Regions from separate parts of the Homo sapiens genome. Here region 2 is linked to region 1. A link is an interaction called in ENCODE POLR2A ChIA-PET data of the cell type or tissue named here. Cell type or tissue: MCF 10A. All regions are shown on one strand.

The links. ChIA-PET counts read pairs that join two places held together with the same protein. Peaks named below come from ENCODE experiments on the same cell type or tissue, not always from the same donor. Only the 100,000 strongest peaks of a DNase experiment are listed, where the experiment ranks them.
Region 2: POLR2A ChIA-PET joins it to region 1 with 6 read pairs; 3 of 35 experiments call an interaction of 5 or more read pairs at or near these places.

The regions. Positions count from the first base shown.
Region 1 is chr7:112,054,761-112,058,760 of GRCh38, forward strand. The region is part of intron 1 of DOCK4 (dedicator of cytokinesis 4); the gene reads right to left. Among named protein-coding and RNA genes, the nearest start is that of DOCK4, 150 kb to the right of the region's middle. In MCF 10A, no CTCF peak of the experiment used is centred here; a DNase peak (open chromatin) is centred at 1,811.
Region 2 is chr7:112,398,965-112,402,964 of GRCh38, forward strand. No RefSeq gene overlaps it. Among named protein-coding and RNA genes, the nearest start is that of IFRD1, 49 kb to the right of the region's middle. In MCF 10A, no CTCF peak of the experiment used is centred here; no DNase peak of the experiment used is centred here.

The DNA.
Region 1 (4,000 bases):
ATCTTAAGGTTCGTTTATGAGCAACAATACAATAGGCGGTATTTTCAAAGCCCTTTGTACTTATTCCAAGAAGGATTAAAGTAATTTAAGACACACTTAATATAGAAAGTTAAAATAAACTTGTTTCATTTAAAAAGAAACTATAAATTGAAGAAACAGGAAGCAAAGTAAATAAAGGTAAGAAAGCAAGGTGAAGCCAAAAGTAGGCCTTGTATTCTAAATTTATTCAATTTCTACAAACAGTATTTGTACAGTCCATGTATTTCTACATACAGTCAGTCCTTACCATCATCAATAAGGTCTTAGAAACTGCGACTTTCAGTCAGTCAAACAATATATAATGAAACCAATTTTACCAAAGACTAATTGACATAAACAAAGGTTAAGTTCCTGCAGCATATTTTCTGGTCACAAAAACATCACCAAACTTCTAAATAATGACCTAAAATACTTCTAATATTCAACACTGAAATAAATGTGAGCTATACATACATTTAAGGTAGATTAATAAAAACAAGGAAGATCATTATTTATCCACTTATTCCACAGGGAAACCCTTGGCCAGGACAGTCATCCCATCACAGGGTGCACTCGCATACCCCCACACTCACTCAGATGGAGACCCTGTAGATACGCCAATGAACCTATCATGCACATCACTGAGATATGGAAAGAAAGGGGAATACCTGGAGAAAACCCATGCAGATGTGGGGAATGTGCAAACTCCACACAAAGAGTGGCCACAGCTGAGAATCGACTTTTTTTTCTTCCCCATCATCATAAGCAGACAACAATGAATGAAACGTTATTTGAGGACCTGTTGTACTGCAAAAGACGAGATAGAATTGGCTTTAAACTTCCCTAGGGCAGGGCGCGGTAGCTCACGCCTATAATCCCAGCACTCTGGGAGGCTGAGGTGGGCAGATCACTTGAGACCAGGAGTTCGAAACCAGCCTGGCCAATGTGGTGAAACCCCGTCTCTACTAAAAATACACAAATTAGCCAGGTGTGGTGGTGGGCGCCTGTAAACCCAGCTACTCAGAAGGCCAAGGCAGGAGAATTGCTTGAACCTGGGAGGCAGAGGCTGCAGTGAGCCAAGATTATGCCACTGCACGTCTCCAGCCTGAGTGACAGAAGGAGATTCTGTCTAAAAAAAAAAAAAACCTTTCCTAAAGAAAGGGAAGAAATGTAATCACTGACAAGAATCTGTGTCCATAAGATAAAAACAAAGGGCTAGCAAAGGAGAAGCACAATGATACCTAATACTATGATCAGAGGAAACTTTTCCTTCTATCTTGAATCCAACTGTGCTTTGCAAGCCTTGATAGGAAGGCAGGAGAGCAGCAGGTGGGAAAGGGATACGGCAGGTGATGAGACCAGGTAGACTTCAGCTCTACAACCCCCTTTCAAGAAGAGCAGCTCAGCTTATTTTTACATAATTAGCCCCTCTGTAAGATGTTATTTGGAAAAGGGGTTATGTGGCTTTATTGTAAACAACAAACTGACAATGGTTGATAGAGTTAGGTCCACAAGAAGAGCCACTGAGGCACAGGAGAACATATTAAAATTTCTCTGTAAAAAATAAGTGTATGCTTTTAAATATGCTAAATGTACTATACAAAATAGATAACAGATATTAAGTATATAATAATATATATGTTAAAACTACTAAACTATATTAAAAATGTGTAAGCTCTCCTAATGTTTATTATATGAATTCTCATGGCTGCCTTTCCTGCATCACAGGGTAATGGAACCATGACGCATTCAGAAAGAAGAGGGGAATTCCTCCCAAGGGAAGTGTTCACACTCAGTTCTTCACTTTCAGCATATTGTGAAAGACTGGAGTGCACCTGGGCCCAGCTAAGTGGATTTACAAACAAGATTATCTTGGTTTAACTGAACTCATTTACAAAATGGACAAATGGCTTAAAAAGATCCCTGGAAAGAAAACGTGGATTAAAACAGCACTAATAATATAAGCATGTGCAAACAAAAACTAGTAAAATGGACACTTCTGTGGTTTTACTTTAGTCAGCCATATAAGTAAAAACTGAAGATCTAATCGGATCTTAAAAAGAGCTGACAAAAACAAATTTTATATACAAGGTTGAAATAATCAGGAAAACTTTTTAATATATAGTTTTAATATTTTATTAAACATAACTATATATTGTATATTAGACATCAGCTATTAAAATATCAAAATAAGCTACTTAGGTGAAAATTCTTCAAACTGTATACTTTAAAATGGTTGCAATTTATTGTATATAAATTATAACAATGAGACAAAAGATAATAACTTACTTGGAAACTTAAAATCCCTGTATCACAAAGAATTAAGCTAAGGTTAAAAATAATGGAGCATATTTGCTGGGCAAGGTAGCTCACTCTTGTAATCCCAGCAGCTCAGAAGGCAGAGGCAGGAGGATCACTTGAGCCCAGGAGTTCGAGACCAGCTTGGGCAACAGAACAAGGCCCCATCTCTTAAAAAAAGAAAAAGCCAGGCACAGTGGCTTAGTCTGGAATCCCAACACTTTGGGACTTTGGGATGCTGAGGCAGGTGAATCAACTGAGCTCAGGAGTTTGAGACCAGCCTAAGCAACACAGCGAAACCCCATCTCCACCAAAAATACAAAAAATTAGCGAGGCATTTGGCAGGTGCCTGTAGTCCCAGCTGCTCTGGAGGTTGAGGTAGGAGGATCACCTGAGCACAAGGGTTCAAGGCTGTAGTGGACCATGATGGCACCACTGCACTCCAGCTTGGGTGACAAAACAAGACCCTGTCCCAAAAAATAAAAAAAAAAAAAATGAATAAGCCTTGGAATATAGCAAGACCTTATCCTTGCAAAAAAAATTTAAAAACTAGCTGGGCTTGGTGGTATGTGCCTGTAGTCCTAGTTACTCAGGAAGCTGAGTTGGGAAGATCGCTTGAACCCAGGAGTTCAAGGCTGCAGTGAGCTATGATCACATCACTGCACTCCAACCTGGGCAACAGAGCAAGACCCTGTCTTTATAAAATAAATATATAAAAATAATAATAATGAAGCACATTTAATCACACTGCTCTCACTAAAAGTACATAATCATATTTAAAAGGTTTTATAAAACTAAAAAAAATTAAATGATAGTTTATTTTTAACTTTATCTCATCCTATTAAAATGTCTGTTTTTGTAAGTGCTTTATTTTACGCTTAATAAGAATTTATAGTACATGGATATAAATTGTAAATAAAAATACACATTTTGGAAGTACAGGTTCAATTTTTTTTTTTTTTTTTTTTTTTTTTACTAGTAGAGTTTCACTAATATAGAAGAAACTGTATGAATGGTGTAAAGTCAAAATGTTTGGAAAATATTTAGAAAATTTTTTGGAGAGAGGGAATTCTAGTAGCAGTGACAAGCACCTTATCTTGGCTTTTCTATTCTGCCCTATTTTTATTCGTTTCTCTTTATCCACACCATGGGAAATGTACTTTTACAATGTACATAACCTAGTAATTATTTGTTTTTAATAAATCATTAAAGCCTCTGTTATAAGGAACAGCAAACATTGCCCCTCTACTCCAAGATGGCTCCAAAAGCAATATGAAGTGATGACATGATGTAATATGCTTAAATTATATTCTTAATATGAACTATATTAGCATAGTTCACATTAAATTTAATTTGTGACCTTTCATCTAAACCACGCTGTTTGATGAGAATCTCTGATATGTCTTTCCAGCCCTCTCAAATGCTCACTCTTCTGAATGGGGCTTCCATAGACTAAATTTGTCACCTGCTCCCTGTTTTATTAACCCAATCATGAACACATTAAATATTAAGTCCCTTGAGCAAAGGCCTCATGTAGCCAATTCTCAGGGCTTCAATGAAGCAAGAGCCTTGATTGTGGGTTTGTTTGCTGTCTTATAAGGGTCATAGACAGAATATGAGCAGGAAGACAATGAAGTCAGCTAGACAGAAGAAAGGGAGAGAGAAAGAAAAAGGAAAAAGAATC
Region 2 (4,000 bases), 340 kb after region 1:
CATTTTGAGAATCATCTGTTTATAGATGTCATAGAAGCTGGTGTGGATAATAAATCCTTTGTGAGGGAACACAGCTGAGAAATGGAGAGTATTAAGGACCAAGGTCTAAGAAATTCTAACTTACCTCCCACTGAAACAGGGCAGTGAGAAGAATGACCTGATGAAAGGGACCTCCAGAAACCCCCTTGAATTACCTGGAGAGAGGATAGGCATGTGTATTGACCATCCCACAATGACATCACACAGTGGGAGAGAGGCAATTCCCTACAAAGAAATTAGAATGATATTAAAAGGGGAGAATGGATGCTGAGTGGCTAGAGTCAACACACACACATACTCACACGTGCACACATGTAGCATACACACCTACATAATTTTATTAAAATGGGATACACATATCTCTGGTTTGTTAGCAAGGTTAATTCCTCTATGAGTCACAGAAAATCCAAAATAGTAGTGATTTAAATAAGAGAGCAGTTTTTCTGTCAGGTAAATGAAGTTTGGAGGCAGTTCTGGCTGCCATGACACTCCATGGTGGCAGAGATCGAGGCTCCTCTATCATATGCCATCCTCAACATATGAGTTCTACCTCATGGTTCAGGATGGCTACTTGTGCTCCAGGCATCTTGTCTGAATTCTGGCCAGCAGGACACTCCCCAGATGTTGCACATAATACTTTAGCTTACATTCCACTGGTCAGAACTTAGACATATAACCATATCTCCTGGTGAGCTTCTGAGATATAGCTTTGTTTCAGATGGCTGTGTGCCCAGCTTAAAAGCATGAGTTCTAATATAAAGGAAATAGGAGAGAATGGAAGTTGGGACACTGCTAGTGGTCTTTCCCCAAACACATTATTTTGTAATCTGTTTTCTTACTCATACAAACATTTTCTTTTTTTTCTCCCAACTAATTTTGATGACTCCTTGCTGGTCATAGTCAATCTGTAATATTCTTCCATGTGCACTATCTCTCCTAACCCAAAGCACCTAAGAAAAATATCAGATGATATCAAAGATCCCATACATGGCTAACACAGTTCAGGAGGATTCTTTAAGCCAACTTAGCTAATCCACAAATTTTACAACATTAGAGCCAAAAGGACCCATAAAGAACATCTAGTCCAAGGAATGGAGCAGCAACAGATCAAGGCTAGTATTTCAGCAAAGTGCAGCCTAGCTACAAAAGCTTGCCTCTTGCAGCTAGTCCTGACTCTCTGTGATTTAGAAATACTAGAGTATGTTTGATTCATAGGCACATTTTACATCCTGCTTTAGGCAGATATGAATGTGCACATGCTACCCCTGGCTACACATCAATTTCCAGACAGGAATAAACTACGTACTGCTTCTTTTTCTAGGAGGCGTATGATGCTGTGGTGAATGGGGCCATAAATTTCTGCAGGAGATGAACATTCCACAGTCAGGACTCATTACCATGTCATTGGACTGCCTTTTCCCTTAACAAATATGATCAGTTTTGTTTATGGTGTTGGTAGGAAAGGTAGCCATTGGCTCAGAGAATGTAGCTCATTAAGCCAGATTAAAGCAACTAAAAAAAATTTTCTTAAGCAGTGTGGAATAGAAACAATCTCAAATTCCAGCCTAGGGTAGGTTGGGAAGGCAGTAGGATAGTAGGATTTTTCTCATTATGATGGAATGATTTACTTTTTATGTAGGCATTTCACAGTTTAGGAGGTTAACAACTACTCTGAGGCAAATTGTTCTAGAGTTATCAAACTCTGTCCTATGTGCAAGGCAGAGTGTAGCATGGTGAAAGGGGCTTATAATAACAAGCACACAAGATTTTTGGAAAGAAATGAAACTATGAATGACAAATAGTATAATATTATAAACTTTAAACTGTCTACCAATGTTATTTTCATCATCATCTTCTTTGTCTCATGGCTTCAGCATAGATGTTATTTAGAGTTTTATATGTATATATAAAGAGTTATATATATATATAAAGAGTTATATATATATATATATATATAAAGAGTTATATATACATATTAGTCTGATATAATTATTAGGTCCCAGGGAGCCCTAGGTTATTAGTCCCCAAAGATCTATCTTAGCCAGATAGTCAAAGGGTTGTGTACAGCTCTTTCAGTGGGAGAATTAGTAAGTCATCATGTAATTCTAACATTTGTGTGGGCAGAAAGTTGTTTAACTTGAACCTGGTATCCACAATTAAAGATGCTACTCTGGAACACTTTTCAAAGAACCTAATAATTCTCCAAGATTACAAAATGGTAACAAGAGTTGGATACTGCAGGTGTTACTTTGGTTCCTGGTAAATCTAACCTCTGTGTCAGACCGTTCATTGGAGACAGTGGTTGAATAATTCATGGTGCCAGATTTTCAATCTCCATGTAATAGCTTGCCACATGTTGGTCTGTTGGCTGATCCGTAAAAATACATAGTGCACAAAGTAGCAAGTAGAATTATTTTCCCCTATATTATGTGGAAAGAGTCATCAATATTTTTTCATGAATAAGTATTTAAACTACTGAATAATAGCTATATTAGTTATGTATTGCTGTGTAATAAATTACCCTAACCCTTAGAGGCTTAAAATAATTCCTATGAATCAGGAATCCAAGCACAGCTCAGTTGAGTGCCTCTGGCTCAAAGTATCTCTCAAGGTTACAATCAAGCTATCAACTGGGGCTGTGGTCTTATCTAACAGCTCAACTGGTAGTGACATTGGGGTCTGCTCCGAAGATCACTCATGTGGTTGTTTGCAGCCCTCAATTTCTTGCCAGTTGGGTTTTTCCATAGGGCTGACCCATGACATGGCAGCTGACTTTCCATACACCCAGTGATAAGAGAGAAAAAGAGACAGAGAGAGAAAGAGAGAGGAGAAGGAGGAGAGGAGAGAAGTCAAATAGAAGCCAGTCTTTTTTATGACTTAATCTCAAAAGTGACATGTTATAATTTTTGCCATATTCTTTTTTTTTTTTGAGACTGAGTCTCGCTCTGTCACCCAGGCTGGAGTGCAGTGGCACAATCTTGGCTCACTACAGCCTCTGCCTCTGGGTTTCAAGCGATTCTCCTACTTCAGCCTCTGAGTAGCCATGATAACAGGCACATGCCACCATGCCCGGCTAATTTTTGTATTTTTAGTAGAGAAGGGGTTTCACCATGCCACCTGCTTCGGCCTCCCAAAGTGCTGGGATTACAGGCTTGAGCCACTGCAGCCAGCCTCTGCCATATTCTATTCATTAGAAGTGAGCCAATAAGTCCAGCCCACACTCAAAGAAGGTATTACAGAAGGGCATGAATATCAGGCAGCAAGGATCATTAGGAGTTATCATAAACACTTCTTACAACAATGGTATTGGAGTTTTATATTTTGGAAATGATCATTTGGCAGATGGTCTTGGTTATAATAAATTATTTTGTTTTTACATAGCAGCTAATATCAGATTGTTAACAAAGTGAGACCCTGTGAGTTTAGAAATTTGGTGATAATATCCTAGAAAATGCTTAGTATCAGGTCAGGCTTTATGACCTACTTGCAGGTACTGATCCTATAAAATCTACATACTATTTTCATAGGTTCAATGTATTTCATCTAGTAGACTCTCTTTCAGTGAATTAAATAGTAAACTAATTTCTGCTTCTCCGAATTCTTTAAACTAATGAACAGAAAGTCAATTTTACAGGTGAGAATTGAGTTTATTGTTTATTTGGCAAAATTGGGCTGTTATACATACCTTCTAAAATGTAAGAGATGTGTGTATGACTTTAATCTCTAGGAGTTTATATCAATTCATAGAAGATATGCTTTGCTAAAACCAATGAATATTATTTTCTTTATGCCTGTAAAGCTTCACTTAATATTTCTTTTATAAATTCACTGGCAATGAATTCTCTTAGCTTTTCATTATCTGATATTCTCTTTGGGTAAATGATTCTAGCTTGAAAGTTTATTCTGTCAGTACTCTAAAGATACTGTTCCAGCCTCTTCCAGCTTACATGATTTCTGGTTA